Linked DNA regions of Homo sapiens: region 1 is linked to region 2. The links are chromatin contacts, found by Hi-C or POLR2A ChIA-PET in ENCODE. All regions are on one chromosome and are shown on one strand. Each heading gives the region's core, a stretch centred on a gene start or an enhancer-like site at or near the end of the contact. The rest is flanking DNA. Distances are from core to core; before and after follow the strand shown.

Evidence for each region. Hi-C counts contacts between places; a loop is a spot of excess contacts on that map. ChIA-PET counts read pairs that join two places held with the same protein, here RNA polymerase II (POLR2A). Pooled maps may share reads with other maps.
Region 1: a loop to region 2 is called in a map with no recorded cell type, with 2.7 times the contacts of the local background. The contact joins the enhancer-like site here to the promoter of MYO16-AS1 in region 2. A Hi-C loop is called at or near these places in 8 of 37 single-sample maps with no recorded cell type and 7 of 50 pooled maps. POLR2A ChIA-PET finds 5 or more read pairs at or near these places in 1 of 52 experiments (OCI-LY7).

The regions. Positions count from the first base shown.
Region 1 is chr13:109,571,967-109,577,758 of GRCh38, forward strand. No RefSeq gene overlaps it. Among named protein-coding and RNA genes, the nearest start is that of LINC00676, 150 kb to the right of the region's middle. Within about 2 kb of position 4,430, at least 3 of the 41 ENCODE cell types and tissues checked have a DNase peak (open chromatin) inside an H3K27ac peak, as active enhancers do.
Region 2 is chr13:109,165,532-109,171,264 of GRCh38, forward strand. It overlaps MYO16-AS1 (MYO16 antisense RNA 1), which reads right to left and starts at 1,772. Exons shown (of 3, transcript NR_047700.1): 1 at 1,488-1,772; 2 at 1,105-1,179. All of the region lies in intron 33 of MYO16 (myosin XVI), which reads left to right.

The sequences.
Region 1 (5,792 bases), core at 3,180-5,679, 410 kb after region 2:
AATCATAGCTCCAACACTCAGATGTGTGGCCTTGAACAAATAACCAAATCTCCCTAGGCCTCTGTATTCTCCTCCGTAAATTACGTGACAATAATTTTCACTTCAAGCATTGGATCAGTGGGCTCTCAAACTTAGCTATATATTAAAATCATCAAGGGAGGTTTTGAACCATGCCAGGCCCCATCCTATCTGAATTTGAATCTTTGGCAGTGGACTAAGGCATTGGTGTTTTTATAAAGTTTCCTAGGTGATTTAAATGTACACTCAAATTTAAGACCTGTGGATTGGGGAATTAAATGAGATCCTGCTGTCATTATCAATCACCTACTACTAGTAATGGAAATAGTAACTGGCATGCACTGTGTCCTTGCTAGGTGGGAGGGACTATTATTCTAGCATTCCACAGGGGATGTCTTGGTTTTATCCCCAACACCTGTGTGGGGTAGATTCTATGTTTCTGTGAAGCATCTTCCTTAGTTACCAGTTGCTAGGTCAGCTTTCTGTTTCCCAGTATAGGCAGAAAAAGAGCCAAGGTGTGTCAAGGGAAGGCGCACCCTGTGGGCCCATGGCAGCAGTGCCCTCCCTGAAGCCGTGGGTCTGTGGGCAGCCTGCCCTGGCCGGCCGGCCTTTGCTGCAGTCGCAGAGCCTGTGGCTGCGGGTTAGGGGTCATCTACTGAAGGCAGGCACATGTCCAAGTGGAATACAGCATTCAGGAGGGAGACTAGCAAAAGATTGTCTTAGGTCTATGACAAAAGAGGAAAAACTGAAAAGATTGCATTTGATACCAATTAGCAAAAGCTTTGAATGAGACCTGTTGCCTTTTTTTTTTTTTTTTTTAATATCTTGAGTTGAGGGGCCAGTGAGAAGTCAGGAGCATCTTAAATCTTCCTCCTTTCAGTTTGCATACTACTTTCTTTTCCTGGGAGAGTACTGACACTGATGTTTTCAATCTTTTCAACTAGGAAATGGGTATCTTTTTGGTATCCACCTGACCTGAGAGTCAGTACACATCTGACATAAATGATTATATAGCATAAAATAGAAAGTCTCTAAAAGTGCACATGAGCTGTAAAAGTTTCCCCCACTATGATTACCTATTAAAAATAAAAGAAAAAGAATATCTTATGTTTTCTCTGCTCTTCATACATAAAAACCATGCTTTGGTACTGGCATAAAAACAGACACATAGACCAACGGAACAGAATAGACAACCCAGAAATAAATACATGTATTTACAGCCAACTGATTTTTGACAAAAGCATCTGGAACATTTGGTGGGGAAAGGACAGCCAATACAATAAATAGTGCTCTGAAAACTGGATATCTGTATTCAGAAAAATAAAACTAAACTAAACTAAACTAAACTAAACTATCTCTTACCATATACTATCTCTTACCATAAACTATCTCTTACCACATACAAAAACGAAATCAAAATGGATTAAAGACTTAAATATAAGACCTGAAAGTATGAAACTACTAGAAGAAAACATAGGAAAAATGCTTCAGAACATTGGTATGGGCAAAAAATTTTATGAATAAGACTCAAAAGCACAGGCAACAAAACCAAAAATAGACAAATGGGATTACATCAAACTAAAAAGATTCTACACAGCAAAGGATGTAATCAACAGAGCAAAGAGACAACTTACAGAATGGAAGAATATATTTTCAAACTATTCATCTGACAAGGGATTAATATCCAGAATATATAAGGAACTTAATTCTGTGAAAGATCTAAATAGATATCACTTAAAAGATGACACACAAATGGCCAACAAGTATATGAAAAGTGCTCAACATGACTATAAAGCAAATCAAAACCACAATGAGCTATCATCTCACTTAAGATGACTGTTATCAAAAAGACAAAAAATAAATGCTAGAGAGGGTACAGAGAAAGAGAAACTCTTATGTACTGTAGGTGGGAATGTAAATTAGTACAGCCATTATTAAAAAAAAAAAACAACAACATAGAGGTTCTTCAAGAACTAAAAATAGAACTACTATTGTATCAGCCAGGGTTCTCTAAAGGGACAGAACTAATAGGATAGATGAATATATGAAGGTGAGTTTGTTAGGAGAATTGATTCACGTGATCACAAGGTGAAGTCCCACCATATGCTGTCTGCAAGCTGAGGAGCAAAAACGCCAGTCCAAGTCCCCACACCCCAAAGTAGGGAAGCCAACAGTGCAGCCTTCAGTCTGTGGCCAAAGGCCTGAGAGCCCCTGGCAAATCACTGGTGTAAGTCCAAGAGTCCAAAAGCTGAAGAACTTTGAGTCTGATTTTCAAGGGCAGGAAGCATCCAGCATGGGAGAAAGATGAAGACCAGAAAACTCAGTGAGTCTGCTCATTCCACCTTCTCCTGTCTGCTTTATTTTAGCTGCACTGGCAGCTGATTAGATGGTGCCCACCCAGATTGAGGGCGAGGCTGCCTCTCTCAGTCCCTTGACTCAAATGTTAATCTCCTTTGGCAACACCCTCACAGACACACCAGGAACAATACTTTGGTTCCTTCAATCCAATCAAGTTGACACTCAATATTAACCATCACAACCATATTATCCAGCAATCCCACTACTGGCTATATATCCAAAGAAAATGAAATCAGTGTGTCGAAGAGATATCTCCATTCCCATTGTTTTGTTTTGGTTTTGGTTTTTTGCAGCACTTTCTACAAATAACCAAGACACCAAATTAACCTTGTCTATCAGCAGATGAATGAATAAAGAAAATATGAAAATATGGTACATATCCACAATGGAGTACTATTCAGCCAAAAAAAGGAATAAAAATCTTGTCATTCACAGCAGCATAGATAAGCCTGGAAGGCATTATGTTAAGTAAAATAAGGCACAGAGAGATAAAATACCACCACTTCTCACTCATATGTGAAAACTAAAGAAGTTAATCTCCTAGAAGAAGAGGGTAAATATTAAAAGCTGGGAACTGAGAGGGGAAGGGTTAGAGGGAGAGGTTGGTTAAAGTATACAAAATTTCAGCTAGCCAGGAGGAATACATTCTAGCATTCTATAGAACTTTATGGTGACTACAGTTAACAACTTACCATATATTTTTAAATAGCTAGAAAAAGGAAGTTTGAATCTTCTTAACACAAATAAATGATAAATGTTCAAGGTGGTAAATTTGCTAATTATACTGATTTGATGTTACAATAATTTAAAAAGATAAAAATATGCATGCTTTTTAATGTATTTCTACAAAGAGAGTGCCACGCCAATTTTATGATTGCTACTTACCATAAGAATTAACTAACAAAAAGCTATGTGGAAGATCATTTCTTTCCTCAAAAATCAGAAGCTATCATGAAACAGGGCCAGTAATCTTACTTTAATGAAATGGAGAGTCTAATCCACTACATTTTGTAAAGATGTTAAATCAGAGAAAGCAATAAAATGTGTTCCCATATCAATAAAATGCAATTCTTTATGTTCTTATTATGTAAAACAATAAGCCAGGCTCCCTGAAGAAGACAGTGTCTTGTCTGATTGCGTTTTTCATGAGCACCTTACAGTCTATTTCATATGCAGTTAGTGAATAAACAGGGCTGTTTATGAAAAATTCTGTTCATGATGCCAGTAGATTGCATCTGAGGCATTTTCAGTGGTAAAACAATTTGCACTGCAGATATATGTTTATGGGAAATTAGCGGAATGGTAGAGCTTAATGCATAAAAGTGGAGAATTAATGTAAAATAAGTAGGGGTACTGAAGCCACACTTTCTAGTAATCCTTTTAAATCTGTATTTCATCCAGAAAGCTTTTATTTTAAAACCAATTTAAAAAGTCAATAATTATTAAATATGCAGAGACATTTGTGTGCTTCCTGCTTTGTAGCATTTTATTTGACATGCTTCCAAATTAGGCTATTAGTGTTTTGTTTGTTTGTTTGTTTGTTGCATCTATAGGGATCTGGGTGATGTTGAAACCTATTACACTGGACTCCCAGAAGGTAGTGCTTTTCCTACGCTCATAGAGAGGTTGTGTGACAGCATAACCAACCCTATTCCTTGACTGGGCCCTTGAGGAACCAAATGAAGAGCAAGCTCTCTGCTGCCAGGGTTTCCCAATGCCAGAATTCCACCATCACTGCCCTGGTCCCTCCTACCATCTGGCCCAGTCATTAAACCTATGCCTGCCCTTTCCAGGATATTTATTTCCTTTTCTCTTCTCTGCTAGGAGAGCCCCGCATGTGGGCTGCAGTCTCCCTCGCTGCTTCCTCTTGGATGGATTTCATTTTGCCTGCTTCCCACCTTGACATTTTGACAAACCAGCAATGGCCCAGAATTGTTCCTATGCTCTTTTCCCTGAGCTCATGCCCACCCCTGTGATTGATAGGACTGGCTTTTAGCTTGGCAAGGTGATCCTTTTTTAAGGGCATGTCCAGAGGGAGCACATAGTGACCTCACTCTGGCCAGGACATTGCTGGGTACAGAATATAACTCCTTGGTGTTTGGCCTCCTGAGTCACTCATTCATTACATAAAGTCTTTATCTTCGTGCATATCCTGGAACAATACTCTTAAATAAATACTCTCGGAGGCATTTTACTCCATGGCTATTTACTTTGCATTTCCATGATCTCAATGGAACACAGAAAGGGAGGAGGTAGAAGGCTTGGCAAACAATCATTTGCCACCATCTACGCACAAGGGGACAAGTGCGAAGGATATTGTTTTGTTTAAGAGAGAGACACGTCATTGACTTGACATAATCCATCTGTGTTCGGACCAGAGTGGATTAGAAAATTCCACTTGGCAAAGCATGCTAGATAACCTCTATCTTGAGAGAACAGAGGCAATTTGGGTTTGGAGTTAAAAGTCCTGGTTTCATTTCCCAGCTTATCCCCCTTAGCCTTGAGACCTTGGGCAAGTCCTTGAACTTTTCTGAGTCTCAGTTACATTCCACCATCAAGAAATAATAATGGGCCTCCCATCTACTCCTTCAGATTGCTTTGAGTTAAAATGAGATAATGTCCCCTGAATGCTAAAGTGTGAAAAATCTGAAGAAAAAAATATAAAGCCATGAATTAGCAGCCTGCTCTTAAAATGATTACTAATGTTGGTCATTATTACTAGCTTCAGCATCATCATATATGATTGTTTGATTTTTAAAAAACCTGATGAGATTAAAACTTATTTTGAAAGGATGTTAAGTCCACAGATAAAAATGCACTGGGCTATCAAAATTTTAGACCCACCGACATTTATCGGTGAGATCTTACCTGCCCCTTTTATCTACCTCTTCCTCCTATTTATCCTTCTCAATTCACTATGAACAGAAAGATCTGCCCTCAACAAATAAATACAGATTCCCATGAAAACCTGCCAAAAGGAAAACCAAAAGAGGAAGAGGATATAAGATTTCTCAAGGTTCACTGTGTTTATTTCCAGTTAAGCCAACCTGACTCCATTCATGCCCTGAGACAGCATGTGCTTATTTTTACAACAATTGCCAGTCCATAGGCCATCCCAAAGGGCTGCTGGATGTCTTCCCAGGAACCCAGTGGAGGGGCAATCTGTTTTTTATTTCATTTTTAGAAAGTGGGAAGGATCCAGCCATTGGCTGCCCCCAGAATCTTGCTGGACTGGCCCATGACTGGGACAGGCTGGAGACAGTTACACAAGTCCAGTCATAAGCAGGCTTCTCAAAATCTGACAGAGAACGAGAGCTACACACCTGGCCACTCTGTAGGTATTGGTACCCACCCCTTTCTCTTTACTCACGTAGGTAGACAACTACATGATATAAGATGTTGATGTGGTTTGGCTC
Region 2 (5,733 bases), core at 522-3,021:
ACAAATAAAAGAAGACAAAGGCGTCTGGGAATAACTGATGGGAAGACTCAGACCAACTATTCCTGAGGGCCTCCCGCAGGGCTGGGAAAAGCATGTTTGTTTAGTCTAATTAGAGGCGTGGGAGAACCATCATGATGCTGAAATGCTGGGAAGCAGTTGAAGACCTGGGAGTGGGGTGCAAGGTGAGCCGAAGCAAGGAAGCCCACACTTGAAGCTTGGCTCATGGGGACATAAGGGTACCCACATTGTTCAGAGAAGGCAGCTAAGAAGTCAAGTTGTGCTTCTGACTGCCTTCTCAAATTACAGGGCAAGAAACTGAGTCGTGGCCCCACCAAGGCCTTGGGGTGGGGCCTTCAAGTGTTCTTCCCAAGAGTCAGAGTGAACCAGAACCAAGAACCATGTTGAGTTGCCCAGATGTAACCAGGCCTACAGGTACCTGGGAGAAACACGTGTACATTTTCCCCAAAGGGCAGTAATAGCATCCTAGGCTTCAAAACATTCATAGAAACCATTTTTCAAATGCAAAGTCCAACACAGTTAGAAATAACCAGGCATAGGAGCACACAAAATAAGATAAAAAATTAAAAGCAGAGACGGCAGCCAATTGCAATATGTCCACAGGGATTCAAAAGGTTGGAATTCAAAGACACATGCCTTAAAATAAGTATGTTTACTCAGCCCCCCACGAAATAAAACAACGAGAATTTCAGCAGAAATAGGAAACTATAAGGAAATCGTCAAATGGAAATTCTGAAATTGGAAAATGCAGTAATAAAATTGAGTACAACAGAGGATAAAGTTAAATTTAATTAGATATAGTTGTTTAAAAACAAAACAAATAAAAAATAACTGGAGAAGTGGAAGATAACTCAGAAAATCCCCAGAATGAAACAGATTGAAGCAAAAGGGAAGAATGGAAACTCCAGACAATGGTTTAGAGATATAAAGGGCAATGAGGAGGATGATTGAAGTCTTAGGGAAAGAAGAGGGAGCGCATGAGCAGAAGAAAGACTTGGTGAGAAATGTTAGAGCATCTCCCAATGCTGACGAAAGAGCACCAGGAAACAGATTTAAGTTGGCAGATTTTTATAACATTCAACATACATTCTTCACGGGATCCAGCAATCTGACTCCTCAGTATCTTCCCAAGAGAAATGACAGCAGTGTCCACACAAACACCTGTATGCAAATGCATATGGTGACATTATTCATAATCACATAAAACTGGAAATAAATTCAGTGTCTTTCAACTGATGACTGGCTTGTATTAGTGATCCATCACTGTGCAAAATATTACTCCCAAAACTTGGAGGCTTATATAAGAAATGGTTATTATTTCATAGTTTCTGTGGGCCAGGAAGCTGTGTGTGGCTTAGCAGGGTGCCTTTGGTTTAAGGTCCCCCATGAGACAGCAATCAAGCTGTCAGCCAAGACCACAGTCATCTTGAGACTTGAGTGAAGGCTGATCCATTTTCAAGGTCACTCACGTGGCTATTGGCAGGCCACAGAAGGTTCACATCCAAGTCAACTCACATGGGCAGCCTCCCAGCACAGCAGCTCTCCCCACATCCCTGAGCAAGCAATCCAAGAGAGAGCACCCCAGATGGAGGCTGCAGTCTTCACATAACCCAGTCTTGAAAATGACACCCCAGCACTCTGTCACGTTTGATTGAGTCACTAAATCCAGGCCACACTCAATGGGTGGGGAGTCCGTGAGTGCCTGGAGGTGGGCTCACCAGCATCTCACAGGCTGAACTAGCACATGGATGAAGCCTGCAATAAATAAGAGTGATCAACTATAATGAGCATCATAAAAAAAAGGGATGGCTAAAGCATTGTGTTGAGGTTAAAAAAAAAAAATCAAAAGACTAAGTGTGATCCTGCTTATGTAACATTTGGGGAAAAGCAAAGCTGGAGACAGAAAACAGCTGAGTGGTTGCTGGAGGCTGGGCGTAATGGCAGGAGATGAAGTTCAGAAGGACATGTGGTGTTATAGACAACCTGGAGTGCTCATGTCTGCAGATGCACAGATGTGTATGTCTAAAAAAGGTGAATCTCACTGTCTCTAAATTACACCATAATCAATCCAACGTTTGTAAAAATGAAACAGAAACCTTTGCAAAGCCTAAGTAGGATACATAAAACTTTCCTAGGTGTATCATAGTAAAACACCTATAAAATAAAGACCGAGAATTAATTTTAAAAGCAGTTAGAGGTAAAAATATGTACTATCTTCGAAAAGTAGCAACTGAAGTCCAAAGACAATGAAATAACATAGTTAACATGCTCAAATAAAATAACTGCCCCCCAAAAATTCCTGTAATAATGAAAGGGAGTTAAGGATATTTTTAGGAAAAAAAATAAAAATGAAAGGAATTAAACACTGACAGACTCAGAATGCTTAGAGATAAAGGAAAGAATAAAGAATAACTAAAAAGGCAGTAAAATTTGGAGGGGTAAAATAATATTTAATATTATACACTGATAAACCTACCTTGCCAGTTGTAACCTCAAAGGTAACCCCTGAAAGAATATTAGTGGGGTAGATAATATCCAAACTAGTAAAGAGAGAAAAATAAAATCATAAAAAGTCAACTCAAAAGATGCAAAAAGGGGATAAAATAGGAAAAATAGGGCAAGGAGAAAGTTCTGAGACAGTAGATATGAAAACACATGTGAAAATAAACTTTATTTAATTATAATAAACTTTAAAAGGCTTATTTAATGTAAACTTATATGAAAAATGATTAGCAGAATATTTTAAAAACTAAGTTTTCTGAAAACAGTAAAACATAAGGATTCTGAAAGAGTAAATGTAAAGGGATAGAAAAGAAAAAGATACAATGTGCAAATATTAAAAAGCAGCAAAAACAGTGCTCATATATTTGAACGTCAAAAATTACATCTCTAGGCCAGGCGCGGTGGCTCACGCCTGCAATCCCAGCACTTTGGGAGGCCGAGGCAGGCAGATCACCTGAGGTCAGGAGTTCGAGACCAGCCTGGCCAACATGGTGAAACCCCCATCTCTACTAAAAATACAAAAATCAGCTGGGCTTGGTGGTATATGCCTTTAATCCCGGCGACTCGGAAAGCTGAGGTAGGAGAATTGCTTGAACCCAGGAGGCGGAGTTTGCAGTGAGCCCTGATCGCGCCACTGCACTCCAGCCTGGGTGACAGAGCCAGACTTTGTCTAAAAAAATAAGATAAAATAAAATCTCTAAGTAATCAATGTATTCAAGAAGAAATCACAAAATAAATTAAAAAGCAAAATATTTTAACTAATGACAATGCAAATATGACAACAGAACTTTTAGGACATGTCTAATGTCTTTTGTGTATGAGTGGAAGGGGCTCGGGTACAGTGTCGGTATGGTCAATATGTGGCTGTATGGCATCGTGGCCATGGCTGGGCTTTTAGTGTCCACATCAACTGAATAGTATATATTGTCCTGATTAAGTCGTTTCATATGCTTCATTCCATCCCATCCTCCCACCTTGCCACCCTTCTGAGTCTCCAGTGTCTATTATTCCACACTCTGTGCCCAAGTGTACACGTTATTTAGCTCCCACTTATAAGTGAGAACATGTAGCATTTTTCTTTCTGTGTCTTAGTTATTTCACCTAAGATAATGGCCTCCAGTTCCATCCATGTTACTGCAAAAGATCTCTTAAGAAATGGAAATGTATGGCTTCAAACCTTTGCATCACAAGAGAACAAATACGATGAGTGTTAAAAGGGTCTAGAAATTAGAAACAGAACAAAAACTAAATACTATGAAAATGGAAGGAAAGATATGATAGTGATAATAAGAACATAAGTTATTGAAATATAAAACAAATAAAATAATGTGAAGGGATAGAAAGGAAGGAAAGAGAAAGTTGTTTATCTTTTAAAAAATTATCTTTGAAAACAATAAGATTGAAAATTTTCTTGCAAGGGGATAGAGAAATAGAGAAAATTGGCACAAATAACAGATTTTAGATTGAAAAGGGGACATCAATACAGATCTGGCTGAAATTAAAAATAGTAAGAGAATATTACAAACAGTTTTACACCAAGATAAATTTACAAATTTACATAAACAAATACATTCTTAAAAAAAAAAGAACTAACGAAAATGGACAAAAGAAGTAGGAAAGCTAAATAACACCGTAAATGTTAAATTAATGGAATTTGTAATTGAATGCCTTCCTACAAGGAAAATTCCAGAATCAGATGGTTTCTCCACTAAATGTTTCCAAAATTCTAAGGATTAAATAACTCCAATGTCACGTACACGCTTTCAGAGAATAGGAAGGAAGGAGAAAGAAAATAATATTACTCCAGCTTGCATAATTAGCCACTTAATTTATGACAAAATTGGCATGTGAGAGCACTGGGGAAGAATAATTGATTGCTATCCATGTGGAGCAAACAGTGAAACTCGACTCTGCCTAATGCTATACACACAACAATTCCTGATAGATTATAGATCTGTATGTCAAATGTCAAATCATAAAATGGATAGAAGAAACAATAGGAGAGTATCTTTCTTACTTCATAAAAGGAAAGAAGGGCTTGTTAAGCAAGACACAAAAGTTTTAACCATAAAGAAAAAAGAAAAAAAAAAACATAAATAGGGAGAAAATATTTTTAACACATTTACCCAACAAAGGCTAATATTCAACGTTTATTTAAATTAAAAACAAAAGACAGCTGAAAAGAAAATTGGACAGAATATGTGAATACCACTTAGAAAAACAATTTTAATGGAGTCCAACCTCATTAGTAACTAGAGAAATGTAACTGAAGACTCCAGGGCAATACTACTACACACACTCTAGAATTACAGACCCGCCTGAAAAGGAAGAGGTGCTCGGAGAACGGACTGCCACAAAGTGAGGATGGCAATTTCATTTGGAGGGGAAGGCCAGTAGCGATTTGGAGAGATGACTACAGGAGCTTCCGCAGAGCTGCCAGTGTTCTATTTCTTTATTTTATTTGTGTGGTTGTTACAATTCTGCAATTTAAAAAAAAAAGGAGGAAGAAAGAGATGGAGAAAGGGAACTTCTCTTCACCAAAATATTTAAGTTTTCTGTGTTTTGAGGCAAAAGGCAAAAACTACAGCTTCGGAAATGATCCTAAAAAACTTAATAATAATAATAATAAAAACGGCAAGTCATACTCTAAATATCAAAACATAACCAAAAACCAAGGAAACAAGCAGAAACCCTCTAGACCAAAATGGAGATGTTTGTGAAATAGGATCCATGAAATTAATAATATAAATTCTTTAGGAGTATCAGGGTTCTAAACTTCAGCATGTAACACATAGTGTGTACGGCCAAAGCCTGCAACACAGATTTCTGTGTTCTCCCTTAACACACTTACAATTTTTAAAATAAAGTTGGTTCTATGCTGTCATTAAGTAAAAACCACTTGAAAATCTCAAGAGTTATGCGTGCAAAAGGAAAATTATTTCAATTGGAAATTCAATCTTTCAAAGCAACTTGACACATTTATGCTGATCTACTCTTGTGAGCGCCATGAATTTCTGGGGGCCTGGAACTTTCCCCATGATTTTTAAAACATCCAGCACAATACCCTTTATACTTAGGCCCTGAGTAAGCATTTGCTGATTGAAACAATGTTGTTTGTTACGGAGGAACCAGTAAATCCCATACAGAGGGCAGAGTCAGAAAAACTGCCTCGTCAGTATTATAGAAATTGAACAAACATTACACATGTGCAGA